Linked DNA regions of Homo sapiens: region 2 is linked to region 1. Evidence: read pairs that join two places in POLR2A ChIA-PET (ENCODE). Cell type or tissue: A673. All regions are shown on one strand. Each heading gives the region's core, and the rest is flanking DNA. Links, peaks and the distances in the headings are about the cores only.

The links. ChIA-PET counts read pairs that join two places held together with the same protein. Peaks named below come from ENCODE experiments on the same cell type or tissue, not always from the same donor. Only the 100,000 strongest peaks of a DNase experiment are listed, where the experiment ranks them.
Region 2: POLR2A ChIA-PET joins it to region 1 with 8 read pairs; 1 of 35 experiments calls an interaction of 5 or more read pairs at or near these places.

Annotation. Positions count from the first base shown.
Region 1 is chr5:67,281,757-67,297,047 of GRCh38, forward strand. No RefSeq gene overlaps it. Among named protein-coding and RNA genes, the nearest start is that of TILRLS, 21 kb to the left of the region's middle. In A673, for the core only: no CTCF peak of the experiment used is centred there; a DNase peak (open chromatin) is centred at 6,285; H3K27ac peaks cover 1,414 bases.
Region 2 is chr5:67,406,041-67,421,331 of GRCh38, forward strand. No RefSeq gene overlaps it. Among named protein-coding and RNA genes, the nearest start is that of TILRLS, 150 kb to the left of the region's middle. RefSeq lists an enhancer at 10,300-10,956. In A673, for the core only: no CTCF peak of the experiment used is centred there; a DNase peak (open chromatin) is centred at 7,951; H3K27ac peaks cover 1,997 bases.

The DNA.
Region 1 (15,291 bases), core at 3,533-8,532:
TTTGCTTTTGGTGAGTCTGAAACATTGTGTGTATGTGTGTATCTGTGTCTGCATATGTAAATATGTACATACACATATATTTTTGTACATATGGATATACACATATTTTTTAATTGGCAAAAATTCTCTCCTTTCAGATTTGTAGTACTTGATTAGTTTCATTTTCCTTCCTTTAATATAAAGTTGATTTCAAATCAACTAAGCACAAATGAGTGTTTTCACTCAAGTGCCCTTCCCTTCCTCCTTCCCCCTTCCCCCTTCTCCGTTCCCCCCTTTCCCTTTCCCTTTCCCTTTTCCTTCCCTTTTTCCTTTCCTTTCCTTTCCTTTTTCCTCTCCTTTCTTCTTTCCTTTCCTAACTTGATCCAGCCAAGTGAAAATCATCCATCTCGGCCAAAAGTTTGTTGGCAAACTAATAGTATCCTACAGTGCCATCCTGAAAGAAACAGTTTTTGCTGAAGGTAAAAGTTTTATAAAAGAAAGCATTTTCATAAAGAAAGTAAGTCCTGTTTTACTTTGTTTCTGTGGCATTGCTGAGTTGGACAGCAAGTTTAGCTCACTGATGTCCACACAAGTAGGTACACCGAGGAACAAATGTTATTCTCATGATGACTCCAGCAGCTGTGATCATGGTGAGCTCTGATGCCAACCAACAACACGGTTCAAGATTTTGATAGGAAATGTGTGCATTGTGTCTTCTCAAACACAAACATTTTAAATGACTGCATCATTAAAAACATCCTACTTGTCTGTCTACTTCTTCCTGGTCTTTTCTGAAGTAAAACCTAAGCAGAAACCTCCTAAATTAGTTGTGTTTTCGAGGGCTTATTGCTCTTACTGTACCTGACACAAACGTATACAAAGTCAAACACCTAAGTTCCTAGCCTCAGGGATCTCCACCTGGATTCTGGGGATTCTTTGGATAGAGATTCTGGAAATTGGATGAAGACGTTGAAAGGAATTGGGTTCTTCTCATCCCTGCCCACCCACTCCCCTCATTTATCCTACTCCTCCTCTACCATCAAGGACCCCTTGCATCCTTCCCTAGGGAACCTGGATATCCTGGGAGGAACTGGCTTTGAAGGCCAGACACTCCCCACACCCTACGTCCTCCAACTCTCCTCTAAGCCCAGATGGGAGTGGTTGGACCTAGATTATCTCAATATAGATAATTTACTGAGTAGGTAAGTCAAGGAGTATCCCTTGGTTAGGCCTTATCATTCCTGCCAAAGTCCTGGAAGTGGGAACATCAGGGAAACCTTGTGTGGAATCAAGATCTGGTGGCCTGGGACCACTCAGTCATTGCCAGATTCTGGCATTCTCCTACCTGAATCCACCTTTGGGCTAGAACAAGGCCAAGGAAAGAAATGAGACTCAAGTGCCCCAGCCTGCTCCACAGAGGCCCTTCATTGCAGCAATTGTCAGCTGTGGTGTGGGAGGACAGCAGAACCTTTGTGAACCATACATTCCTGCAGAGTTTATATACATTTTTAATTGGTAAAAATTAAAAATATATTAAAATTATATATTAAAAGTTAAAAATATATTTTGCTCCAGCCCCGACTAACTCCTTTGTTAAATATCATGGCCCTGGTGAGCACTGTTTTTGACTAACAGGTGTCACATCCCTTAGGTGAGTTGGGGATGAAAAGAAGTTGAGAACAACTTTGCTAGTGGACTTTGTCATGCCATGGGCTTGTGATCTTTGCCCATTCCCAAATCACTCTAGGCTGAGCTGCTAAGTCCAGGAGCACGATAGGCAAGGACTTATGTAACAGGAGAACAAAGCACCAAACACTCAGAAGGATGACTTTAATATGGAAACCTCTCTTTTCTGCAAATCTGTGCCCATGCAGCCGCCACAACAAATGGGGATATAAACAAAGCCAATTGTGCTGACTTCACAGCACCCATAGATTGCAGCCTCTTCTCAGATTCACTTTAACAAAGGGATAAATCGAACTTGTTGTCGGCTAACAATCCCACATTGTCTTCCCTCTCTCTCGCTACATTCTCAGAGCTCTAAGAAGCACTGAATGCTTGGATACAAAACCCCATGTGACAGTAGATACATGCCAACTACCCCAAGATCCAGACTTGCTTGACACTTGATCTGAACATGACCATAACAGCAGCATTACAACCTTTAATCCAAGTAATGTTCATCTACGGAGAGTCTTTTTATCAACAAGCCTAGTCCAGAGGTCTCTGCCCTGGCAGGCATGTGGAATGTCTAACACATTACTCAGCTCCATGCCACAAACTGGGGGACCATTTTCCTCTTTCTTCCTCCTCAGTGTTTAGTGGATATAATCACACGTTTGTGTGATTACAGTGTGTTATTTACCATGAGATAATAGGGTGGCCAAAGCAGCTTGAGTGCAGGAATTGAAAATGCACAGATCATTTACTTTAATGGCTGCACAACCTTGGAAACTGTCAGAGGGTCAGAATTTCATGACAGAGTAGCTTATCTCAGGTCTCAGCGTCCAATAGGAACGTGGCCTCTGGGTTCTCTGCCTTGGTGAAGGAATCTTTAATGGGGAAAACAAACCTCTCCCCTTGCGGTCCCTGGAAAGGCACCAGAAGGCTCCCTTTTCTTATCTGTCCTTCTGTGATGCTGCAGAGAAATGGACAACATTTTGTAAAGAGCCAGCTCTTGGGCTTTGTGAGCTGTAAGCTCTATATTCAGTTCTTCCAATGTAGCACACAAGTAGCCATAGAAAACACAATACATGAATGAGGGGGGCTGTGTTCCAATAACATTTTATTTATAGACACTGAAATCTTTGAGTTTCACATAATTTTTCAGCATGACAAAATGTCCTTCTTTTGATTTTTCAGCTACTTAAAGACGTAAAAACCATTCTTAGCTTACAATACGTACTAAAATAGGTAGCAGACTGGTTTGGCCTGCAGGCTGTCGTTTGCTGACCCTTGTCTTAGAGCATCTCAAGATGCGACATGGAATTTGGAAAGGAAACCTCCTGCAGGGCTCCTTCCAGCCATGAGGATCTGACATTTGGGTAGAAAAGCCTTATGCCTGGCCTGAAGGAGCTTGGCCTTAGTGTTCTCATCTTTTCTCTTGGGCTACCCTTATTTCTGTAGCAGTCTGATTTAGGAATAAACTAATGATAATGAAGTCCTCAAAGGAACATGAATTCACGTTCAAACATTTTTACATTGTGACTTCTTTTTTTCTCGAATTCATTGTGGTTTTGAAACATTTTATTCCTCTTTAGCCAACTGTTCTGAGAGTGTTGTTGGCTTTGAAAATTGTAGCAGTTTCAATGAGATAAGCTTGTCAGATTTTTGAAGCAAAGAAAGGTGTGAAAAGTCACTGAATATCAACACACCAATGGGGCCACTTTAGGTTCTGCTGAGTGCCCAGTGGAGCCCACTTAAAAGCTTTGTCTCTTGTCCATTTCTCTGTTCTTGTGTCTGCATAGAAAAAAACCTTTCTTCAGATATCTTTTGGTTTTCAGTGATATATTGCTTTTGTGAAGCTTTCAATGAAAGAAATAGTTTTGAACATCTATGTGTCAGGTTCTATACCTGAAAATACAACAGACCCTTTGGATAAGATTCCTTGTGAGAACTTAACGACGACTTATAATTTTCTTTTGTGGAGCTGAACAACCTTTAATATGCCTTTAATTTTGTTACCTCTGAGGGTTTCAGGCTCCCTGACCTCAGATAAAAGACCAGTATATGGGAATAAGAAAAGGTGAATTGATCACAAAAGGCCTGTCTTGCCTTTGCCTGCACTGAATCTGTCCTTACAAAGGAGCTAAGAGAGATAAGCCTACAAGATGCTGTCATCCTTCTGTCAGAGACTAGGGTTGTACCAACACAGGTCCCTCTCTCTGAATTTTTTTGGCAAAGAAAGACAGAAGGCAATAGTTTAGTCCTTTTAAATGCACATAGGTTTGAAAAGGATTTTGAAGCACAGTTTAGTACAATTAGACTGAAAGTCTTAATGTCGTTCTTCATGAAAACGTTGCATGGCTTTGAAAATGCTCAATAGCTTTATCAGCCACATTCAAAACTTCAGCAAGCAAGCAAGGCCTTCTCCCTCAGCCTGCCTGGTTCAGACACACTGAAGGGCCCAGTGCTGAGATGAGTAGCCCTGGGCCAGGGAGCAGTCCATGGACCCAAACAGAGTCCAACCCTGGACAATTGTTAACAGGTTTCAGGGTTATTCTCAGCAAAAGGGAAGCAGCTTTTCTATGCCCCCTACACTCAGGTGGGTGCAGGCAGCCTTGAGTGCAGACAGTTGTTCCCAGCCTAGTGGGAGGGAATATTCACAGGACTCGGACATTTTAAGGCAGTGACTAAGAATTTGCTCTTCCTCAGTTTCAATTTTACCTGTAAATGTACATGATGATTTCTGCCGACAGTGACTGGCACAGAGGAACTTGGAAACACAGGAACTTCAGGCACTGACACACACTTCCTGGTTCGTTCTGACAACCTATTGTCCCTATCTGAGAGTTAGTCCTTATGTTTTTTTTCTGTGTCCTCATCTCTCTCTCCCTACCTCACATGCATGAACACACATACATACACATGCACACACAAATTTCCTACTTGACCTGTGGCTAGACATAGTGGTCATCCATAAACTATACAACACATTGACCGTATGTAGGTGGTGGGAAGGCCAACCTTCAATACTAATCTGAGCAACTGCACCCTCTAATCCCTGAGTACTGTTCCTCTCATTGGCTGCCACACAAATACTATTAAAGGTGGTTTGCATTTCTATTCCCTGTTCCACCTCCTACCAAGAAATAGAACGATTGGTTCCATGTAAGATGTGAAAAGCATTCCTATTATATCCAATATTGACTGAGTGATTACTACATGCCAGGCACTGAGCTAGAGATAAGGATTTGAGTGATGAGACAAAAAAGATTTGCCACTCCCTGGGCCACAGATTACATGTGTAACTTTCTTGGGCAAGTATCTGAACTTCTCTGGGCTGAATCTCTAGGATTGGCACCTGCTCTGATAGTCTAAGAATTCAACAGAAATGGGAAGCAGGAGGGAAAGTAGCTTTGGTGTCAGAAGCAGAAATGACTCCTGGAGAAATGTTTGTTCAGTAACAATACTATCCAGAGGAAAGAATGAGAAAACAGTAAATGAGGTTAACAGCCACCTGGACACGAGGAGAGAGCAGCCCATTGTGAAGGGAATTGACCAGAATTTGGAGATCCCCTTCAGAAATGGATCATTTGCCTCTTTGAAAATAAGGAGCTCTTCCACCTGCACAGGTTGCTTACAAGGGGAAGGAGAGGAGTTTTCCTCTTCTTCGGTTGGTTGTTGACTTGGTCCTCTGTCCCTTCTTTGAATAGACCAAGGGATCTAAGTAACTTTCAACAAGTGGATGCTCCTTGAGTATGGAGGGCTTGGAATGGAAATGAAGCGTAGGAAGAAAAGTACAAGTCTTGAAGCCACTAAAAGCAGCCTTCAGTCACACTCTTTAATGACTTCTTGGGCCATCCTAGGCAAACTTTTAAATCTCTGTTTGTCTTTGTTTCCTCCTTTTACAAAGGGGGCTAATAGGAATTCTTCCTGTTTGGATAAGGATTTACAGTTTTCATATGTGTGCTCATTTAACTTCACATGGGAGGTAGGTGGAAAGGAAGACAGATGCTAATTTGTTCAAATCCTTTGATAATAGGCTGTCCTGTGAACCGTTAGCTATAAGAAGCATTTGAACTAGAGTCCTAGTCTATTTGGAGCAACTTTTAAATTGATCTTTTAGGAGCCTTTCAACCGTGAGGTCCCTTTGAACTTATAGCCATTCTAAGAGTGGTTATCATAAATGTAATTACCCACACATAACACAAGATTCCAGCTCTGCACATAACAAGAGATAGACTTATCTCTAAGAAGTGTGTCACTGTATTTCTTCCAGCTGGTACAATAAGCTCTTGGAAGAATTAAACACTACTGAGACAGGCATGGGGCATTCTAGATGCATTGAGCTTGTACTTCCCAGGTGGCTGGCTTTGTAGATAAAGCACCTAGCACAGCATAAGTGGTTGGTTCTTCCATTTAGTTTGTCTCTAACCCTTCAGGATGAACTTAAGAATGAAACAGCAATTTCTTTATTCTCCATCCCAATAGAATTTTGAAGGATTCTTGCTGTATTGTGCATGGAAAGCCCTCATTAGCAATGCAAGCACTTCAGAAGGCAATGAGTGACTCATACAAGGTCCAGAAATAGTACTGAGGAAAACTGCTTTTATGTAATTTTTTTCTCGGAATGTCATGCTGTGAATACTTATCATCTCAGCAGAGACAAGTGGGAAAGATCACATCTTCCTGGGCCTGCAGGGATGTTCTGTCTCTCAGAATCATGTCACTGCCTCACAGGCCTCCAGGAGCCACCAGAAATTTGAAGGAAGCTGTTTAAGCACAACAGGGGAGTGAATAAATGCAGGGTATATGTAAGCAGTAACTCATCTCTTCAGTTTTAATAGTAATGCATTCAGCACGTTTCCTTCGGTTTATATTTTGTTAGTCTTGTTTTTGCTCCCTGAGGTAGACTTAAACATTTCAGAAAAAAATTGTGTTAAAATATGAATGATACGAAAATTACCATTTTAGTAATTTTTAAGTATACTTTTCAATGACATTAAGTACATACACTTTTTTTTTTTTGAGACAGAGTCTCGCTCTGTCAGCCAGGCTGGAGTGCAGTGGCATGATCTTGGCTCACTGCAGCCTCTGCCTCCTGGGTTCAAGCGATTCTCCTGCCTAAGCCTCCTGAGTAGCTGGGATCACAGGCATGTGCTGCCATGCCCAACTAATTTTTTGTATTTTTAGTAGAGTCGGGGCTTCACTGTGTTAGCCAGGATGGTCTTGATCTCCTGCCCTTGTGATCCACCCCCCTCGGCCTCCCAAAGTGCTGGGATTACAGGTGTGAGCCACCACGCCTGGCCAAGTACATGCACATTTTTGTGACACCATCACCAACATCCATCTCCAGAGCTTTTTCATCTTCAGAAACTGAAACTCTATACCCATTAAATAGTAACTTCCCATTTTCCTCCCCTCAGTCCCTGGCAATCACCATTTTGCTTTCTGTTTCTGTAAATGTGACTATTTTTAGGTACCTTATATGAGGGGAATCACACAATATTTGTCCTTTTGTGATTTGCTTATTTTACTTATCATAATGTCTGCAAGGTTTAGCCACGTTGTAGCATGTGTAGGACTTTCATTTCATTTTAGTCTGAACGATGTTCTCTCATATGTATATAACACATTTTGTTTATCCATTCACCCATCCGAGGACACTTAGGTTGCTTCCACTTTTTGACTATGGTGAAGAATGCTGCTATGAACATGAGTATAGAAGTATCTGAGACTCTGCTTTCACTTTGGGGAGTTATATACCCAGTGGAATTGCCAAAAATAGATTCTTGAAAAGGGAAGATCCTGAGGGAAGTAGGTGATAAAATTTTTACTCCATCAGTAAATTAGAGAAAGGGCAGAAGTATATGATCCAGGACTCTGAACCTAGTGAGATGGATGGAGGCAGTCACACAGCCAGGGTAGGGAAGGAGAGAGGGGCAGGCTTGATCCAAAAGGAGGTCAAGCTATTGGCAGGTTGAGATTTAGGCCTTAAAACATTCCTTGGAGAGGCTGTAGCCAGCTTAGAAGGAGCTCTTGAAAGCTGAGCCAGGGTCAGCACATCCAGGGGCCATTTGAGTGGGTACTACCAGGTGCTCATTCAGAAGACTGACACCAGATCTCTCTCCTTCACTGCTGAGTGAGGTCCTGTCATGGACAGCTCTGCCCATAGCCCAGTGATTACCCAGCAGCAGGATGTCTGCCGGTTTTCCCTAAGCGAGAAAAAGCTGTGACCTCGAAGTGTTCTGAGTTGAAAGCTGTCTTGGAGTGGAAGGGATGGACACATTTCCTGCAGCTTCCTGGATTCAACTGGCCACTGGGAGTCAAATCAGACTCTGGAGTTTAACACATGGTTTCTAAGGAGTCCCCAAAGGGTGACTCTGCTGTGTGCAGCATTCCCAACTGTGAAAAGCATGTGGGTTGGAAGGCGGATGAGATGGGGGTAAGCATGGAAGTCATAGCAAAAGCTTAGGATGGTCACCCTTGGTGGACTGGACTAGTCTGACCTGGTGCTAGAACCTGTCCTCCCTGGGGCAGGCCCAGCTGGTGCCCCAAGGACTTGCATTTTGTTCCATGCAGCCTCTTGCATTAGGCAATGACCATAGCACCCTGGATAATGACCAGTCTTGGAAAGATTAGCATTCTACATACTTAGTTTTTGAAAAAAATTATGTAACTGGTGTTCTACTTTTTCCTAGAATCTTTGCCTCTCTAAGGACAAGTCTTTGCTCTTGTAAAGGGAGAAAGGGATCCAAAAAATATTGGTATGCAGTAATTTTTGATTAGCATCCCTAGCCAAGTGATAAAGATATATTACATGCTCCGAAATTCTACAATAGCCCACCCAAATCCCTGATTCATTGCCTGAAGGGGCCCTTTGCAACACAATAGCTTACACTTCAGGCCCAGATTTCAAGAGGACCCATTAATCAGTGATGTGAGGTGGTGAGCGAGAGGGTTTGGCCCCATGACAACTTGGAAAGTTTGCCATGATTTGGAAAGAACAGCAGCCCACATTCTGAATAGAGAAAGGGAAAAGGGGACAGAATTCTCTGCTGAACAATAATGAGAATAAGATGGAACTGCTTCAAAAAGATGTCCATCCAGCAGTAGACGAGTACACCTGTGCATATGGCAAATGTTGGGGACCAGGCTTGGTCATGGTCACGTCTGGGAACAGACTGACAGGGATCAGTGGGATGCTCACTTTAAGAGTATCTAGGTAGCTGTCATAAGAATGTGTTTTATTCAGAATAAAAAAAAAAATCACTGTGTTTGTAAAAACAAGGATGTTCTTGTTTAGTTGTCTAGGTTTCTGACATTTTGACTTGTGGCTCCTAGAGACTTGAGTGGCAGCGGAGATATTAATTTTTATGCATGTTGGGCATGAGATATAAACAAAGTGGATATTTCCTTTATGATTCACAAAGTAGTGGAAAGGATTCTGCTTTAAGAATCGGGCAATGGAGCTAACTCTGCTGCCCTGCTGCAACTCTGTTTGAAACTATGATGTATTATTTTACCCATCAGGCCCTCTGCTTCCTCACATCATTATGGGGTGGGAGTGGATGGAAGGTAGCTGGGTTAGATGTCTTTTATTCATGACCCGGAGGGCTTCAGAGATCTTGCCAGCCCTCTGGAATAGTTTATAATATGTTATGTCTTTGTGGATATAAATATTTTTTCTCAAAAGAAGGCTTATTGCTTTTATCACATTTTCTAAAGTGGTCTGTGGCTCCCCAAATGTTCAGAACTCTTGTACTAGATCGCTAAACATCTCCTCTAACTCTTACAGTCCTTGAATGTGCTCTTGTACATCTGTGACTCTAAGGTTAATCCGGTTTATTATGAGAGGTGACCGTGATGGTATCTTCCCTAAATCTGTTTTGTTTCATTGTAATGTGAGAAAAGTTTCAGGAATGTGAACTTTCCTAGTTCATTCTCATTTTCTGGACTCAGCTGACCTTTCTTGGGAAAAATAATAGAAAAGTAGGAAATGGGCATCTTTAGCTCCTTTAATCTCTGCAACTCCTGGTTGTGTCTGCTCATCCCACCTCGCAGGGTCTCACACAGCCCCATTGTGAAACCCAAGCAGATTTCTGCTCTCAGCTCTTTTCTCATTGATCCCTTTCTGCCTTCACCCCACCCTCACTGCAGTTTTCCACCCAGATAGATGCTCCTTGACTTACAGTGGAACTGCATCCTGATAAGTTAGTAGTAGATGTTCCTTTACCAGACACAGAGGGGATCCCGGAGGTATTAAAAGGTTGATCCACTGAAGGTTGAAAATGCATTTAATACACCTGACCCATCAAACATCAAAGCTTAGCCTAGTCCACTTTAAATGCACTCAGAACACAAATTTATGATTGGACAATAATCATCGAGCAACCCAGTACACTGCAGAGTATCGGTGTTTACTCTTGTGACTGGGAGCTGTGGCTCGCTGCCACTGCCCAGCATCATGAGAGAGCATTGTACTGCATGTAGCTAGCCAGAAAAAAGAGGAAAATTCAACACTCAACGATTTCTATGAACGCGTATTTCTTTTGCGTTGACATAAAGTCAAAAAATTGTTAAGTTGAAGCATTGTAAATCAGGGGCCATCTTAATGCCCATTCTACATCTATTCTTTAAACAACTGACTTTAATTGAAAAGCTACATGGGGAATGATCTTTGAGCAGGCGAATCTTTTAATACCTCCAGGATCCCCTCTGCGTCTGGTAAAGGAACATCTACTACTGACTTATTGACCTCTGCACGTGCAAAAGGAGGTGGAGATGGAGGGATGTGTTGTTTCTGAAGGGGAGAGTTCCTGGTGCAGATTTCTTACTGGCTAAACTTGCTGGAAACACCCACAGAAGTGGCACATCAGACCATTCTGCCCACAAGCATTTTAAAATAAAAATGAAATCAAATGGTCCTCTGTTCGACATACACAAAATTCACTGTTTCAAAAGCACTTTCAAGATGATTTTTGTTCCTTTAGATTTCTCATTCCAAGGATTTTGCCCCACCCAGCAGGGGAATTACTGAGTATTCTGAGAACTGTGTCTTCTGCCCTGAGAGTGACCTTCTCAGTGTAATGCCATGCCTCAGGGATGGTCACAGACAGAGCATGGGTCTTCCTAATGGAAGTGAGAGAGTATAAGTGGTAGGGGGAGGGTGGAGAGAGAGTTTTACCGATACTACTATCTCTGTTCATTAGCAATATTCACAGCTTCGCTTTCTTTGATTTGTGGGAAAACTCTTTTTGTGAAATGACACCTGAGACTCCAATTCTAAGGCACAGGGTGAAGTAAACTGATAGAGAAGTTGATAGGGCACTGCCGTTACAAGTTACCTTGTACCTGCTTTGCAAAACTTGCTGAAGTATGAGCTGGATGGTGCAATAGTGAGATCTTCCTGTGTTCTCTCACAGGCACCCTGATTTTGTTTTCAGAGGATAAAAATTCATTTTAAGCCATTTGAAATTCTGAAAACCATGGAATTTCTTTTTTCTTCTCCTTTCTAAAACAAAAGTTCTTCTCCATCTAAGATACATTAAATGTATAATTTTTTTAAAGGAATTACTTTGTGAAAACAAGTTCATGGATTCAATTTCAGACTTCTTATTCTTAATGTTTCCACACCTATCAACAGGAACACATGTGGCCCCACAATTCACCATTTATGCAGGCTGCATTTCAACGTAGGGGGCAGTTAACCTTTTCCCTTCCATTTGGTGATTCTCTTTACCAGCTTTCTTTATTTCCTGTAGAATATTTTAAAAAAGAAAATGTGGGAGACATTTCTATTCACATCACATGTTGTCAAAGCCCTCTTGTGGGATGTGGTTTAACTCTTTAACAGTGGCCCTGTGATAGCTAAAAATTTGATGTTCAGCAATTACTGCTCTTTGGGAACTCCAAGTACATCCAGCATTGCAGTTTTTTTAAACAATTGGCTCTTTTTTTCTGGGTCCATTTCTCATCTCACTTGGCTCCCCATAGAGTTATGAGACAGGCCCTCTGTTTCTACTGAAGTAGAACAACTGACATTTATGGCTCAGCTGGAAGTAGAGAGGTGGATTGACTGATTCAGGCTTTCATTTTTTTTTTTTTAACTGAAAATGTGATATGGGTTTGTTATGTTTGCTTAATCTTATTTCAGGCTCCCCTATAAAAATCCTGGTGGGAGAAAGAAAGCAGAGCATCAGCATATGTGTTGAACTTGGAATAAGAAATTTTAATCCTTGGAAAAATGGTATTGTGTAAATTCCAAGTTGTAACTCGTCCCAATATATTCAGACAGTGGCAGGAACATTTTATTTTTTGTTTTTATGCTCCATTCACACAATAGTGCATTAAAGTGGCCTTTTGAATGCTTATTTCCCTTAACTTTTCTTTAGGCCTATATTTATTTTATTTGACAGAAACCCTACTGCCTTATATGAAGTAAAGCAGATGTTTTGCATTTACAGATGGTGCACCTGACAGTCAGAGGTTGAGCAGGTTTGCTAGTGGCCAGCTGTTTGCTTGTGCCCTCAGCATCGGTATATATTTTGACTGCAGAGAGAAAATAAAAGGCTCTATTGATTGGGCACTTATGTGCTAAGCCCCGTGCTGCACAATTCAGGTTCGCTGGTGAATTTAGGACTTACAAGATCCTATGAGGCAGGTCTTCTTAACAGCCTACCACTTTATTGTTGAGGAAACTGTGGATCAGAGAAGAGAAATAGCTTTTCCAAGGTCACATTTGAAGTTAGGAAGCAAAGGGGGTGTCTAAGTACAAATCACTACTATGTTATATCACTTTTACTCAAATGTCAGATGGAGCCCCTCTTGCCACTTCAAAATAAGATTGCCTTGAAATCTACCCCCATCCAAAAATCTGAGGAAAAGTTCAATAGCATTGCGTGTGTTCATGGGATGTATCATCTTCAGGAGAGGTGGTTCAGCTGAGTGATGAAGAGCCTGGGGTCTGGAGCATGTTACTCAATCTCCCAAGCCTCGCCTCCCCCATCTAGAACATGGAGGTCAGAATAGCTTCTACGTCAGATGGTTGTCATGAGGATGAAACTGGTTCTTTCATGCCACAGATATTGTGCCTCAGGGCAGTCCTTAGCCCATGGCCATGCTTGGGAGTCAGCCCTGTTGAGTATTGTGGATGTCACTTCTAGACTGGCTCTCCTGCCTCTGCTTCAGGGTATGAATGGTCTCATCCTTGGTACCTGGGTCTCACCAGTGTCAACCCTGACAAAGAGCTTAGCCATTTTGATTTTCATAAAACTACCCCGATTTCTCCAGGCCCCACCCCCTCTGTGTGTATGTGTGTGTGTTTTAGGTGTTACCAAGGGTGTGAGGGAATCAGAGAAGAATGTTACATTTTCACATCTCAGTAAAGCACATGACCTCAGTTGAGAGTTAGATGTACTTTTTCTTAAAAGTCCACATTGTTCATGTCATATTTTTGATTGCCTTGTCTCCTGCTAACCCTTGTCCTCACATTCTCCTATCCTACCTTCTTAAGTTGTTTTCATAAAGAAACAGTTTTCTAAAGATAATTCTGGAGCTATCTGTTAAGGTAATTTCTTTTAAACTCTAACACTGACTTCAGGAAAGGGAAGCCTTTTTGTTGTTGTTGCTGGTTTTTTCCTTCTTTTCTTTTCCCCTCCTCTTCCCTTCCTTTCTTTTCTCCCTCCCTCCCTTCCTTCTTTCTTTCCATCTTCTAAAACGTAAGGAAAGTGCAAAAGTAACTGATTGGGTATTTTCTAATATCAAGAAAAATATGTGTCTTGAAATGTGATTTTATCCCTTTCTAGTGCTATTGAATTTTCAGAGATGTTTTTCCTTCTTCTGCTAATTACCTCTTGGAAGAGTGTATTTATCATACTCACCACCTAGCTCAACACAGACTGATGGTGGAGCCACTGCAGAACTGTTATCTGAGAGCAAGTTGCTCCCCTCAGCGGGACATCCTCAGTGTGCCCCCCACGCACGATTTCATCTCCCCACTGGCTCTGTGGTGCTAAAGCAGGATGGCTGGCGAGGGGCGGGATGCTCTTTCTAGATGGCCTCCCTCCCCTCAAGATAGGAGCCCACTGCCTTGGGGAAGAGAAGCAGGAAAAAAATGAATAGATGCCGGTGGCTTAAAGAGAGGAGGGAAGAGCCTGGACAAAGAAGAGAGGAAATGACTATAGCTGGACTGACCTAGCAGAAGTGTGGTTAATAGTGTGTGTGTGTGTGTGTGTGTGTGTGTGTGTGTGCGTGCACGGGCATGCGTACACACACACACACATAGTTATGTAACTATTTTTCTAATTGCATAATTAATACATGTAAAATAATTTGGTTAGGAAAACATGAAAAGAAACCCAAAAGAGATCAATAAAAATATTCATAATTTCACCCCCCAGAGAAAATCTCTGCTGAAATGTTGCAATATTTTTTTGCAGTTGTCTTTTGGTGACTATACACACACAAATATAACGTATATTTTAGATCAGAAATGAACATACATCTGCTCACTATCGGTAACACTATTTAGGACAAAGCAGAATAAATATGTCTTTTGCCTGACAAAGGGAGCTTGCTCCCTGCTCATCATGATGTTCTGGGAGCCTCTGCTTCTTTCGAGTGAGCTCACCATTTTGTAGAAGTCACTCAGCTCAGTCATGTGTATCTCATCGTTTGCTTCCCTACTCATCCTCCTGCATCCACTCTCTTCACCCTTTAGTTAATTCTAAATATCCTCAACTTTCTGTGCATCATCTGGCCTCATCTGGAGCTTCACAGATTGAAGTGCCTATTTGCAAAAGTTTTTACACATGGATGATCTGCAAGAGACACCTACTGTTTTTTCATAGGTGCCTGTGAAATGTATCATTTCAACATTCAAAAGTAAAGCAGGATAATATCCAGTTTGGAGGTACAATCTCTGAAGGCAGGCAGACGTAGGTTTGGGTTCCTTTTTTTAGCCACAGTTTTATCATCAGCAAAATGGTAAATTAAAAGTGAGAACTTTACTCTGAATTACTATAAAGATTCAATGAGATAACCTGGGACATGTGCTCAGTACAACATGTGGAGAGTACTCAATTTGTGAATATAATGGTTCAGCTGTAAGATCGTAGAACAAAGTAATGGGCAGTGTTTGTATGATATTTTCCCAAGGTGAACCAGACGAGATTGAACTTCCCTGCAAATAACTGACATTGAGGTGAGCTGAAGTAGTTGTAATGGTGCAATATGATAGTAGCAATAGCTACCTGAGTACTTCATATAACCCCAGCACTTCACGGCATTTCATTTAATTTTCACGGCAATCCTATGAAAAGGTTACCAGCATTTTGTCAGTTAGGATATTTGAACCAGTTAGGAAGCTGGTTTAAATGATGAGAAACCATGACAAGAAGTCCAGAATTAGATCAGTCTGCAGAGTTGGTTGATTCAGTAATCCAAAATGTCGAGTGAAGTCCTCATCCTTTCTCTCTGTTCTGCCATCTCCTCCACTGGCTTCACTCTAAGGCTAGAAGCAAGATGGCGGCAGCAGTTTCAGTCATCACAGCCAAACATAGCAAAGTCCAGAGTGAGACCATCTGTTCATGTGCCTCTCTCTTAGAAGTGAGAAATATTTCTCCAAATGTCTGCAGCAGATTTTTTCTC
Region 2 (15,291 bases), core at 4,928-9,927, 130 kb after region 1:
TTTGTAATGAGTTCTTACTGAGCGCAAGACATGTCCAAAACACCACAGAAATCATCATTAATTTCTCCAAGTGTATTTTCAATGTAAAAAACAAGGAAAATATTTATGCAAATTTTCCACTGGGAAAATAGCATTTTATTTCCTTCTTCTGGAAGAATGCATGACCTTTGACAAAAATCTCAAACTTAAGCAAAAAATTGCTTAATAAGCTAGAGTTTGTCAGACTTAGTGAGAGATGTAATGAAAGATCATTTGCATTTGAATCCCTTTTTTCTTTCTTTTTAATAAAATAATCATCTTCAAATACTTTATAGAAAGCTAGGATTTAAAAAAAAAAAAAAAAAAACAGCCTTAGCCTGAGTAAATGGTAAAAAGGAATTCAGTGTTAAGTTTTAATTCATTTAGTATTGAATGAATATATAATTAAAAGTATACTTTTAATTTAAATGTGTCTCAGGGGAAGGATGTACATTAAACTGTTAAAATAATGTATCTTGATGGTGACAGAAATATAGTTGGAGATGAAAGTAAGAATTATTTTTTATTTTTGTCTTAATTGTTACAATAAGCATGTACTAATATTTTCAATAGTGAATATTTTAAAAAGCATTAAATTTTTAATTTTAATTATTTTTAGTTTTGGCCCTTTGTAAAATTATGATGCAGCTGAAGTTTGTACTGTGTGTGTTCTGCCTCTTTGTTCAATAAGATTTTATCACATTTTCCTCTGTCCTTACTGCAGCATGTATATTATTTTTCTATCAAAGTTTACTGCCAAAAAGGGTATGAGAAATTAATATACCCTAAATATATAAAATTTCTCACAATAAACCTTTCTGCCTCTCTAAAGGATATTTGCTATTCAACAAAGGTTAAAGTGATAAGGTCAGACATAAAGAGCCTCTTGCTTGAATTTCTATTATCCATCGGCAAGAGGGGCACAAGTGTTTGAACGTGAGGAAGACTTTCTGGCTCCTTAATGTCATATAATCCAGATGTTGGAAGTGTCCTATTTTGCTATATGCATAAATATGGACCTGGTTACTGGACCATATGGTAGGATTATTGAATGACTGATGGTGGTGGTTTTGCCCCAGTATATGTAGACCATGTACACCATTATGAAAACTTTTTTTTTTTTTTGGAGACAATCTTGCTCTATCACCTAGGCTGGAGTGCAGTGGCATGATCTCAGCTCACTGCAGCCATGACCTCCTAGGCTCAGGTGATCCTCCCACTTCAGCCTCCCAAGCAGCTGGGACTACAGGTGTGCACCATCATGCCTGGCTTATTTATTTATTTATTTATTTATTTTGTAGAGACAGGGTTTCACCATATTGCCCAGGCAAAATCCTGGAGTCAAGTGATCCTCCTGCCTCGGCCTCCCAAAGTTCTGGGATTACCAGCATGAGCCACTGTGCTTCCTGTAGCCTCCCCTCCCCTCCCCTCCCCTCTTCTCTTCTCTTCTTCTTTTTTTTTTTTTTTTAAGTGAAACTAGGAGCCATTGCAAGGGTTTGAGCAGATGAGAAATAAACTAACTGCTTTAACTTTTAAAATGATTACTCTGTTGGGTTGAGACTAGGCTGCAGAGACTAAGGATTGGAAATAGATCACTAAGAGGCTGTTGCGGTGATGTAGTTGAGAACTTGCATTGAGTGAAGGCAGTGGTGGTAATAAGGATTGCTCAGATTCTGGATATATTTAAAGGTAGAGCCAACTGGTATTTGACACCAATTCTTGACAAAGTCCTGGTGAAAAGTTTCGCTAGAAAGGGCTAAAAGAAGTGTTGGTTCTAGTCTACATTGTCTTCTCTTTCTTCTCCTGGTTCTGAGAAATCCTCCAGTTCCTTCCAATTAGTATTTGATTTAGGTCAAATGAATAACATTCTTTTATCAGTATTAATAGACTAAAGAAAGTTTATCACTCTCTTTCATTGCTGAAAATTGAAATTTTAAGTATAGAATCTTCATAAACTATCTTAATAAAGCTATGACGATTTATGTTCTCTTTAGTATTTATAGGTCCGTATGGTACTAGAATTTAAGGAAATGTGGTTCTCTAATATCTATACTGCAAACAAATGTCTGCTGCAGAGCTCTGGAAATTTTAAGAATGTCTGTTTTTTATCACTGCAGTGCATTAGTATTGCATTATTAAATGTTATTCCCTGGCCCAAACTGCATCAGTGGTTTTTTTTTCCATTTAGGTTTCTCCTGTCTACTTATGTATGAATGACATCAAACCAATGAAGCCACTGTGAGAAATCTGCCACTGATACATAATTATTTACTTATATTACCCATAAGGAGAACATTATCTGTTTCTTATCCATTTAATTAAGAAGAAAGACTACAGAAGATATTTGTTTATTTCTCCTTTACAAAATGTTTTCTATCTGGCCATGGCTATAAGACAAATAAAGGTTTTAAAAAAATTTTCAAGAACATTATTGTACTTTCTGTTTAGTACCCCAGTGGCATGAGAACATTTTGTGATATTTTCTCAGTTCAGTCAAAGAAATCAATGGCAACCAAGCTGAATGGCTGTAAAATGTTCTGGACAACTGTTAAATAGAAGCCAGGGACCAATAGAAGAGAGCTGGGGATGCTTTATGTTGCAAACCTCTTTTAAACAGAATGTGGATAAAATCTTTTTCAAGGACTAGTATAAAGATGTTCCCTTTAACAAACTATTTTAGTCCTCAGATGATCTTTCCTTCCTTTTCTTCTTTGGCTGCTTAGTAGTCACACTAATCACAATGAAGTCAACAACCTTAAAGTAAGATTTTACTTTGCTGCATCAGACAAGAGCCCTTAATGAATGAATACAATATAACAAATAATGTAATTGGTTGAATAGGACCTCAACACCATTTCTCCAACTTTCTAGAGAAAAGATGAAATCAACTTAATATGCCTATCAAGAAAAATGGCAAAGCGTATTTTTTCTTTCTCACTCTATCTTCTCTTTCCCTGTTTCTCTCCTTATCCCCTCACTCACACGTGCAGAATATACACAATGATAATACCTGCATTTAGTGTGAAGTGGTCTTTCAAAACATGACACAATACTCTATCAAGTATAACCTGACAGAGAATATACCAAAGGGAAGTGACAACTGGCCACTTGAAACTGGTAGATCTATAAGCATCCTCAGACCTCTGTTTCTTTAAAGAAAAAACAGTAACAGACTTTCCTATAACATGCTGAGTACAAGTAGTTTAAAGAAGTATTAGAATTGCTTTCCTTTCCTTTCCTTCCTCCAGAGCTCCAAGCAGGGAACCATCTTATGACTATTTCCTTACCAGCACGATATAAGTAGGGTGACCATATGTCATATTGCATGACTCTTGTGCTTACATAATTATTAAAACTGTCAACGTGTCCCAGTTTAGATAATAAGTTATATGATGGCCTTTGCCATAAGAGATTCTGATCTTTAAAGGAGTTGCACTTTGACTAAAGGAATGAGCTAAATGTCACTGTAGAGGTTATCAGAGAGGCACGTATGTGGAATGATAGTCATGTACGGGAACACATTTAGACTAGTTTGACAAGCCAGGTGGTCAAATTTCTGTAGTTCCATGTCATAGAAAGTCAATATAAACTACCTTTTTTTCTAATTTCTTAACTTCCTTAAAATATAACTTCCTTAAAATATAACTGACAACATCAAATTAAAATATATCTTAACTTCCTTAAAATATAACTGACAATATCAGCAATTAATTTGAGGCTTATAATGTGTAGTTCTAAAATATATGACAATAATAGCACAAACAACACAAATCATATATGTGAAATTGTATAATTGGAACAAAACTACCAACTCTCTTAACCAAATTGACATTTATAGAACAATTCATCTGACAACTTCACAATAAGAATTCTTTGCAAGAGGACATAGAACATTTACCAAGACAGATCAGATCATATGTTGAGATATAAAATAATTAAATTCAAAAGATTGAAATCTTACTACAACAGAATTACCTTAGAAATCAATAACTACATGACATTTAGAAAATTTTGAAGTATCTGAAAATTAAATAGCATACTTGTATATTGGTAAAAAAATGAGAAATTTTAAGATATTTCTAATTAAATAATAATAAAAACCAAACTAAAAAAATTGTGGGATGCAGGTAAACCAGCAATTAGAGTGAAACTGATTGATTTAAATTCATATTTTAGAAAATAAAAAATAGACTAAATATATAAGTATATAAATATATAAAAACGTGTGTGTGCATGTGTATTGGTCAGGGTTCTCCAGAGAGACAGAACAAATAGGATATCTATGTGTGTATGTATGCATGTATCTAGCTAGCTAGCTAAGAGGGGATTTATTAGGAGAATTGGCTCATGGAATTATGGAGGTGAAGAAGTCCCGTGATGTACCATCTACAAGCTGGGGAAGCAGGGAAGCTAGTAGTGTGGCTCAGTCCAAGTCCTAAAGCTCTTGAATCAGGAAAACAGATGTTGTACCTCTCATTCTGAGACTGAAGGCCTGAGAATCTGAAGGGCTGCCAGTGCAAGCCCTGGAGTCTGAAGTCTGGGGAACCTGAAGTTCTGATGTTCAAGGGCAGGAGAAGAAAAGTGTGCCAGCTCCTGGAAAGAGAGAGAGTGAGTTCACCTTTTCTCTGCCTTTTTTGCTCTATCTGAGCCCTCAGACAATGGAATAGTGCCTGCCCACATTGTCCTCTGAGTTGAATGCCAATTTCTTCTGGAAACATCCTCACAGAAATGTCCAGAAATAATGCTTTATCAGTATCTCTTAATCTAGCCAATCTAAACTTAACCATCACAGTATGTCTGTGTGTGTGTGTGTGTGTGTGTGTGTGTGTGTGTGTGTATAAAATGCATATACATATCTAAAATACATAAGCATATATAAATTAGGCCGGGCACAGTGGCTCATGCCTGTAATCTCAGTACTTTGGGAGGCCGAGGCGGTTGGATCACCTGAGGTCAGGAGTTTGAGACCCGCCTGGCCAACATGATGAAACCCTGTCTCTACTAAAAATACAAAAATTAGCAAGGCATGGTGGCGGGCACCTGTAGTCCCAGCTACTTGGGAGGCTGGGGCAGGAGAATTGCTTGAACCCAGGAGGTGGAGGTTGCAGTGAGCTGAGATCGTGCCATTGCATTCCAGCCTGGGCAACAAGCGAAACTCCATCTCAAATATTTTTTAAAAAGATATATACACATATATAAAAATAGATATATATACATATAGAAATAGAAATATATATGCAAATATATATAAAAATAGAAAAAAATTAATGATCACAAAAAAATGTTCTGTCTTTTCAGCAAGGATAGCGGAAGGAAAAAGGCACTTCCTACATCCTAAGGGATGGGAAGAGATGGGAGGTGAATTCGCCACAGTTCCAAGCGGAAAGTCAGTGGTTCAACATGAAATACACTAAATTAATGAGATTTCTTGTCCTTTGGTCACTCTGTGTTGGAAGGAATGGTGACACTGAGTTGAGGTGTTTTGCATGAGTTGTGAGATAATGCAGAGTTCATTTCCTCTCTGATTTATAGCTCACTGTGGAAGTGTTGTCCAGAACTAATTTGGAAGTCAAATGGTAGATGAGCATTGGTCTTAAACCCAGCACCATCTCAGCTATGCTGAGTTAAGGTATTTGTGTCAAATCATTCGCCTCTCTAGATAGAATAATATACATTCCATCAGATGATACTCGTCAAGAATATTGATATGTAGGAATGAAAAGTGTTGACGACACCATTGGTCATTATTTTATGACTGTGAAAGCACACATTCTCTTTCTCTTATGGAAATTGGGCTCTTAAAGCAACTGATTCATATTGTTTACTCGCATAAAATTGTCTGTTTTGTTGATAATTCTGGGTGTGCTTGGTAAGTAACTGTGTAACTATTAAAACACTTACTATACCCTGGCTCTTCTCCACGTTTTTTTTTTTTTTTTTTTTTTTAGAATTAAGGGTTTGCCCTCCCTTATAGAGAAGACCTGCTTTTAATAAGCAGTGCTTTAATCAGCCTTGAAACTCAGAATGAAGATGGGACCTCTAGGAGGGTTTTATTTAAAGAGAACACTTAAAGCCCAGAGTCAATGTGTTTCTATTTTTAGCCTCTTTCTAATAAAAAACCACCAAGACTCTCTCAGGATAAAAAGTCTTATTAAATTAATAATATAATTTAATCAAGCCCTAAACATGAAAGTATCTTAATTGCTCTTCCCATAGAGCAAGTTATGGCTTCTCTTCCTTTAGCTTGGCCTGGCATGCTCATGGCCACCTTTAAGGCCCAGTAATGACCGTTGTCTCCCTTTAAAACCTGCCTCTGTTGGAGTCCCTTGGTTAAGCTTTGTGTGTTGATTTCTTTCTCTTCTGGGATTTTATAGCTTCTACTGGAGGGCAAGAGCTATGTTTTATTCATTTTTGTAACTACAAGGGTGGTGTCTAGCACACCATGCTAAATATTTGCTAGATTAATAGACAAACAAAAATCAGTAAATATATAAAGTAAGCACATGAAGTTTTTGAAGTAGATTGAAGTGTTCAGGAAAAAAAGGGGTTTTTCTTTTTAAGAAAGTATTCCACAAGCGCTTTATAAAGGAACCTCCATTAAAAAAAATATATATATTTAAAATGATCTACAGATATTCTTGGACTTATGATGGGATTACATCTGAATAAACCCATTGTAAGTTGAAAATATAAGTCAAATGCATTTAATGCACCGAACCTACTGCACATAGTTTGCTTAGCCTACTCCTAGATACTTAAGGTATAAATGTGCTCAGAATACTACATTAGCTTACAGTTGGGCACCATCATCTAACACAGAGCCTGTTTTATATAAAGTGTTGAATATCTCATGTAATTTATTGAGTATTTTACTGAAAGTGAAAAACAGAATGGTTGTATAGTTACTTAAAGTACGGTTTCTACTGAAGGCATATGGCTTTTATACCATCTTAAAGTTGAAAAATCTTAAGTTGAACAATTGTAAGTTGAGGACTGTTTGTATTAATGATGTTTGTTGCTTTCTTGTTTGTTTTCTGAGACAGGGTGTTACTCTGTCACCCAGGCTGGAGTACAGTGGTTCACTGCAGCCTCTACCTTCTGGCCTCAAGTGATCCACCTGCCTCATTCTCCCAAGTAGCTGAGACCACAGGTGCATGCCACCACACCCAGCTGTTTTTATTTTTTGTAGAGATAGGTATCACTACGTTGCCCTGGCTGGTCTCAAACTCCTGGGCTCAAGTGATCCTCTTGCCTTGGCATCCCAAAGTGCTGAAATTATAGGCATGAGCCACCATGGCTGACAAGTTTGTTTTTCTATCTAGAATGAATGAATATGAGTACTTTAGCTTACATGGCATAAAAGGAGCCACCTTCTCTCATTACCTGCAATCATGGGTCTGTGTCCTAGATGAGTTGTCTCAACTACCCAACATAAGGCCACTTTTACCAGCAATCTAAGGGGTTTAATAAAAACACATAATATGTTTTTCTGGCTTTTGTGTAGAGTATTATTATGTCTAATTGAGAATTATTATCTAGTATTTATTTATTTATTTAGGCTACATTTATGGTCAGCTGAGTGACTAATGTCTGTTTGACTCCCCTGTTTTCTCAGTGGAGCTGGGGTTCTTGGTAGATAAAACACCAATATTGTCTGTGATTTATAAATGAGAGTCTTTTGTATTGTTGGTTGACATTTTCAATCCTGCAACCAGATTCCATAGCTTCCTAGCTAGGGAAAAGGAAGCACAAGAATGTATTGTGGGGCACTGGGGAAATGCAAGACTGCTTGAATATTGCCAGGTTACAATACCCACCACGTTATTTTGGTGATTCTCAATGTTCTTGCAATCACTTATATGATACGTGCTTTCCTGATGAGACTCAGAGCTACATAGGAAGTAGGTCATTGTGTATTTTATTACTATTGTATTCCCCACATCCTTACACTTTGTGAGCAAGTAATAAGTAATTCTCAAATGAATGAATGAATTGGGATAGGAAATGCACATCGAATGTTATTTCCTTCTTTAGTCTCTCTCTTCCTCCATAGCTTTCTACTTCCTGGCACTAAAAGTAATCTCTGTATACTGATATTTAAAAAAAAATCTTAGCACGTAGTATTTTCTCTGGGCGGTTCTTACATAATTTACTTTCCATTTATATTGTGGTTATTTAAGAGGATATCTAATCGTACTACTAGATTGTCAGTTTCTTGTCCAGAGGATATATTTCTAATTTACTTTTAGATTTCCTATAGTGCCTATGCATTTTCAGCAGTCAATTAGGTAGCTTGTTGAATGAATGAATCATAAGGAGCCTGTTAAAGTGACATTTACTGAGTTCTACTTATTAATATTCAATGAATATTTTATTGGGAAAGCAAGGAATCTTACTTTCATTTGTATTAAATCAATCCAGCATCTAGTCAATGACCACTGCTTTTCCTCCTGGCCTTGTGACATGCAGAGACTCTGGGGGCGCCTTGTTTAAGTAGGACACACTATATGTAAGCACACCCCTCTGTGATTTTCTAATTCCATTATTCAAAACTTCTTTAATTACATTGCCCTTCAATTAGACAAATGTGTTGATTATCACGGAGTGCTGACAGGCAAAAGATGCTTTTAATTACATATCAATTTAGCTTTTGACTGATCAGCAACAAGGTTCTGGTTACTGGATAATAAAATTAAGCATGTGGCCCTCTGAACCTTGAGTCCTCATCATGTAGCCTGTAATGACAGAGGTAGAAAGTTTCCCTATTTGTTCCCACTTTGGGGAATATCTTGGCAGTGAATTCTGTGAGTCAATTCTTTTGAGTCCTTGGGCAACCTCATTCAGCCTGAGATTATGCATGCCTCAACTCAAGGAAAATGCATGGCATTTTGAAATGCATCTGCATGCCTTCCTTCAGAGTCTTTTCTGAGCTCAACCCTTAAAACATCTTATATTTGCAAATAGGAGCAAATGAGTTTTCTCTCAGATGGGATTTGGAGTGGCTCATAGGCTTTTAAATCTTTTTTTGTTGTTGCTGTAACAAGAATGGGAAAAACAGCAAAACAGAATGAGGGATGGGATGAGCAGAATGACCTGTAAGTAGAACCAAGGGAAAAAAAGTAGCAAGTGGAGAAATAAGGAGAAACCAAAACCCTGGAATGTCCCAAAGTCCAAAGGCATGGAGAGGTTCAAGAAGGGAAACTCTTGAAGCCTGTCAGTGGAGTGAAGGGCTACTGTCTTAGTCTGTTTTAACTGCTATAGCAAAGTACCATAAATTGAGTGGCTTATAAACAACAAATGTTTATTTCTCACAGTTCTGGAGGCTGCAAAGTCCAAGATTAAGTCCTGGTTGATTTGGTTTATGGTGAGGGCTAGGATTTTGATTCATAAATGGTGCCTTCTTTTTTTTTAGTCTGTCACCCAGGCTGGAGTGTAATGGTGCCATCATGGCTCACTGCAGCCTTGACCTCCCGGGCTCAATAGATACTCCCACCTCAGCCTCCCGAGTAGCCTGAACCACAGGCACACACAACCATGCCTGGCTAGTTTTTTGTATTTTTCGTAGAGATGGGGTTTCACCATGTTGCTGGGGCTGGTCTTGAGCTTCTGAGCTGAAGCAATACATCTGCCTTCGCCTCCCAAAATGCTGGGATTACAGGTGTAAGCCACCATGCCCAGCCATGGTGCCTTCTTGCTCTGTCCTCACGTGGTAGAAGAAGCAAGGCAGCCCTCTGGGGTCTCTTTTATAAGGGCACTAGTTCCATGTATGAGGGCTGTACTGCCATAAATGAATCACCTCCCAAAGACCTCACCTTCTGATACCATCATTCTGGGGGTGAGGATTTCAACATAGGAATTTCGAGGAGACAGAAACATTTAGACCATAGCAGTCATGCAGAGAAAGCAGAGAACAAGGACAGAAAATAAGCAACTTGGTTTGTCAGAAGGACTATTGGAGACCCCAAAGTGTGCCCTTTAAGTAGAACAGTGAGAGGGAAGCTGACTATAAAGAGGTAATGAAGAAACAAGTGGTGAAGATACATAAGCAATTATTGTATCCTGCTCATTCTAGAAATGTGGCCATGTTCTCTGGAACTCATTTTTTTATGTCTGTTCACCTTTCCTTTTGCATTCTGTTGGCCCAGTTTGAGTTATAAAAAAAACTTCTCCTTTGAGTCAGGGAGGGGAAATAACTTTGCGTAGTTGGGGAATTTGAGCAAGTTGGCAAGGTGGCCTCTTTGACCATCTTCACTTTTAACTTTTCCTCTATTTTAAGAAAATTGAGTAATGATGAGTGGTTCTGTTTTGACATTAGAACAACTTTTATGGTTTTCACATGTGAGGAGATTATACCTGAGCCTCTAAAAGGGCTTAAAAAAAAAAAAGACCACAGTGACTATAGGAAGGGGGTAAGAGGAGAAAGCTTATGGAAGCCAGTTGAAAAGACTAAGATTTTAAAGATGTGATGGTGGAGCCAGAGGGCATGCATTTATTTTAAAGGCAGAGATTTAGAGTTTCAGTGCCTGCCACTGGCCTTGGGTTAGATCCATGGGCTTGCTTGTTGATGCTCTCTTAATGAAAGTCAAGAGAAAAGATTACCATGTCAGTGGTTTTGTTTTCTTTGATCTTCTGTGGCTGTGTGCCACACTGATTTTGCCTGGGAAGCCCCAAGGCAGTTTTTGTAACAACCCAGTGTTATGTTGTTGAAGGAAGGTCTGTTTACCCTTTGTCTCTCACACTGCTTCAAGGGATGGAGCAGGGGGAAGGTCACTAAGTGAGAGGTCATAAAGGTTGAGTTCTGGTGATCATGCTGTGTTATTTGCCTTATGAGTTTTATCCAGCCACCTGGCATTTCTAAAACTTAGTGTTTTTTTGTATGTAAAACAGCTTTAAGAATACCTCCCTATCTTCTAGGGTGATGGTAGAATCAGATGAAATATGTTAAAAAGCACATTAAAACCAAAGAAGAATGCATTATAAATAAAATGCAATGTTATCAAGCAACCAAAGAAGGGAAGTAGAAGACAATGAGGAATTGAAGCAGGGCTAAACATTCCTTCTCTTTCTCATTATCCTCATCCCTATAGGGGTAGCTGAGAACCAGCCTCCGTTGTGGGCCCCATAATTCAATTGAACTGACTTCACACTGGGTCAGGAAGTGAGGGGGCAGGGTCCAAAGCTGGAAATGGAAGGTCTGGGATTCTGTGTGGTTTGTACGAAATGCCTTTCATTGGGCCTCACACATATTTAGCACTCAGTAAATGTTTATGTTGTTACCTCTTCTTGTCTGCTGTCTTTCCAGCCATATATTTAATGCTACTCACACATAGGTTCAGGCTTCTGGGGTCCAAAGCATATACAATATTGGAGAATCTCTTCAAGTAGAAAAATATAAAAATATCTTCTTTTACAAGTTTAATCAAGACATTTGGTCAGGTGGGCACATTCTTAGGAACCACCCAAGGCCTTGCAAGTGGTCTACACAAGTGAGGATTCTTGAAGCTTCTGCTTTGGATGGTGATGAAATGCCCAGTGTATATATCCTGTTTACTGCAATGTTCAGCAACTTCTGTTTGTGTGTATGTGTGTGTTTGTGCATACACACGTGAATTGGCAGTCTATTCACATAATACGCATATGCACACACAAACTCCTAAATGAACTACATTGTAAGTATATTATTTAACATTTAAAAAATTAAAGTGAGTTAACATGTTTAGTTTGAGAGTTTTATAACATCTATTGAAATCATTCAAGAGCTTTTGAATCTCTAGAATATCAAATGTGAGAATCTTTGCTCCAGGTTACTTTTTACTTAAAACTATCTGAAAATTCAACCTACAAATGTGTTGTTTAGGTTACAAAACATTAGGCTATGTTTTCCTCTCTTTAGTGATAGAGCAGAAAATAATTTGAGTGACTTAGTCCAGTCAGCTGCCTTTAGCAAACCTCATAGATGTCTTGCTTGACACATAAGACACTGTCCTATTTTTGGAAAGGAGCTCTCCTTACCTTGCTTTGAAAACTAGCACCCGTGTTAGGAATTTCCTCCTGTGGCGAACCTAAAATCTCCAGGGTGTAACAATGCTATGTGAGCTGCCATTCAGAATGCACCTGTATATTAAGGTCAGGAAGACATCTAGTAAGTGCTTGCTAATTTTATTGTTAAGCAAATTCACTTCTTTGAATCTCTAGTCTGCTTTCCCATTTTTTGTTTGTTTTGCTTTTAGTAAAACTGACAGAACGTTCCAGCCAGTGTTCCACCGTTTCAATTTCTAGTTAGTGGAATCATGGTACATCATCTACTGTACACAATCTCTATGATGAATATCCTCAACAGAAAGGATATTTTCCTGGGAATTGATGGTAACATACTGTGTAGTAGATGTCAGAACTCAGTTTATGATTTGGCTTAAAAATATTTTTACCTTTATTGTGAAAGATATAGAAAACTTGGAAAGTAAATAAATATAGAAGGAAAACAGAAATCATTGGTATTTCACAGCCTACATATAACAACTATTCATATTTCGATGTGCTTTATTCTGTTTTCTTATTTATGGACACACACAGATATTCATAGCAGAGAGAACATTTTATCCTTCTCTTTACTCCACTTAGTAATATATAATGAACATTTCTCATATCACTAAAATTTATCCAGAAACATTAATCTTAATAGATATATGATATTTCATCTTGTGGATGTGCTTTTTTCATTGCTATTTTCTTTGATCTGGTTCTTTATTTATGTAGGGTTTGCAGAACATTAATAATAGTTTTATATGTGTTTTAAAGATTATATCAAGCAAAACACCATTGCATTCTCATTTAAAAAGTCTCAAATAATTAAATAAAGTCCTCCAGTATTTCTCATCCTCAGAAGTTACTGTTTTTATCAGTTTTGTGTCTGTGTAGTTTTCTTATGCATTAACACTTATATATGTGAGCATTCAGGAAATACAGTTTTTTTATCATTTATGTTTCTTCATAATTTATTTGAGAAACCATTTATTATCGATTATTCAGATTCTTTCTAATTTTGATTTTCATAAATAATAACAAATGACTGTACATAGATGTTTAGTGCATCTCTGATCATTTCTTCTGGATTAAATTTATAGAATTATTGGGTCAAAGAATATGGCTCAATAGAGACTATCTTTAATAAGAAAGTATATACTAACATACATGTTTCATTATTATAAACCTAGAAGTTTTCAGTGCTGAATTAATGTATTTATCTGTCTAATAAATAAGAATAAAAAAAGCAAAACAAATGAAAATTTGGGAAAAAGTTATAGTAGCAAACCATGGGGTAAGCTAAAATATAGCATTATTCTGAGTGATTAATGGAGTGTAAGAAACAACTTAATGAAACCACAAAGCCAGTTCTTCAATGGACAGGGAATTCAGGAAGCAGAGACTGATAATCTTAACACATGAGTAATTTTTCCATGTTTAATGTTGCCATAATCACTGCTAGCTTTAGGCATCCCCATGTAATTTGTGTATTTTATTTATTTTGCTTGGAGCTTAGCATTCCATTATTACTATTTTCTTGAAAACTCATCCTATCAGTAAGTTTATGCAATGCAGTGTTATCATGCAATGCCTGAACCACAGGCACACACAACCATGCCTGGCTAGTTTTTTGTATTTTTAGTAGAGATGGGGTTTCACCATGTTGCTGGGGCTGGTCTTGAACTTCTGAGCTGAAGCAATACATCTGCCTTGGCCTCCCAAAATGCTGGGATTACAGGTGTGAGCCACTGTGCCCAGCAATGGTGCCTTCTTGCTCTGTCCTCACATGGTTTTGCCATGTTGTCCAGGCTGTTCTCGAACTTCTAGGTTCAAGCAATCTGCCTGCCTCAGCTTTCCAAAGTGCTGGGATTATAGGTGTGAGTCACCTCACAGGTCTTTCTTCACTATCTTCAATAAAAGAAATTATTATGTTTTCAGGGGTTTTGTGTGTTTTTAACAAAATAGGGTGAGATATTTATGGTTGGTTATGAGTTTGTTTAGACTCTTGCTTTTTTTTTTTTTTGAGACCTAGTCTTGCTATGTCGCCCTAGCTGGAGTGCAGTGGTGTGATCTCAGCTCACTGCAACCTCCACCTCCCGAGTTCAAGCAATTCTCCTGGCTCAGCCTCCTGAGTAGCTGGGACTACTCAGAGCCCTTATCCCAGCTTTCCTATTTTGCTGCTCATGTTGAAATGCTTGTTATCCTTTGAGCTCTATGAAATAACCCAAGGAAACGGCTGGGTACCCACCTTTTTTAGGGCTCTAGATAGTTTACTTCAGTATGATTGTCATATGTTGATAAATCAAGTTATTTTACCTTGCTAGAGCCAGAATTTTAAAAATATAATCAAGCCTAAATAAGTCTTAGGAAATATTTGCAAAATATAACTAAAATATGTCTTTATAGGAGAAAAATGGATGACTTTTAAACAACTAAATATTAAGATGACAGTGCCGTTATTATAGTGGGTAGCAATGCATTACATAAAATTGAGCTGTATATGAAATACAACATTAAAAATTTTTGTTTCTAATTTGAGTCCTAATTCGTCTGGGAAGTGAAAACAAATCCCAGTTAGTTCTGATTCTCTCACTCCTCCATTTTCACCTGAGTTGCATCTATATTCCAGGTTTTATCTAGTGCCATAGATGTGTTAGTATGGATATTTACAAGAGGAGAAGAGTTAAGCATTGACGAGATTCAATTAAGACCTTACAACCTGATCACAATTAAAAATATTTTTTTCCCTTGGGAGGCCAAGGCAGTCAGATTGCTTGAGCTCAGGAGTTCGAGACTAGCCTGGGCAACATGGTGAAACCCTCTCTCTACAAAAAATCAAAATAAAAATAGTTGGGCCTGGTGGCATGCATCTGTAGTCCTAGCTACTCAGGAGGCTGAAGCAGGAGGATCACTTGAGCCTAGGAGGTTGAGGCCACAGTGAGCCACGAGCGTGCCATTGCAAGACCCTGTCTCAAAAAAGAAAATACTTTTTCCCTCCTCTTGCAGGTTGTCAAGACGTATTTTAAGTCAAAGAATAAAGTCAGTAAAGCCTCTCTTGGAAACCACATAAGCTTCTCACATGACCCCTTCTCCACCTTCACCCTCTCAGCACAGTAGGGGTGAGGAGGCCCTCTTACTGAGCAGCATTCAAAGACCTTATGCTTGGGCCAAGACTGTCCCCGTTTCCTGCTTCATCAAGCTCAGGACATTTACGCCAGTAACTCCTGGAAAGAGACTAGGATGCAGCAA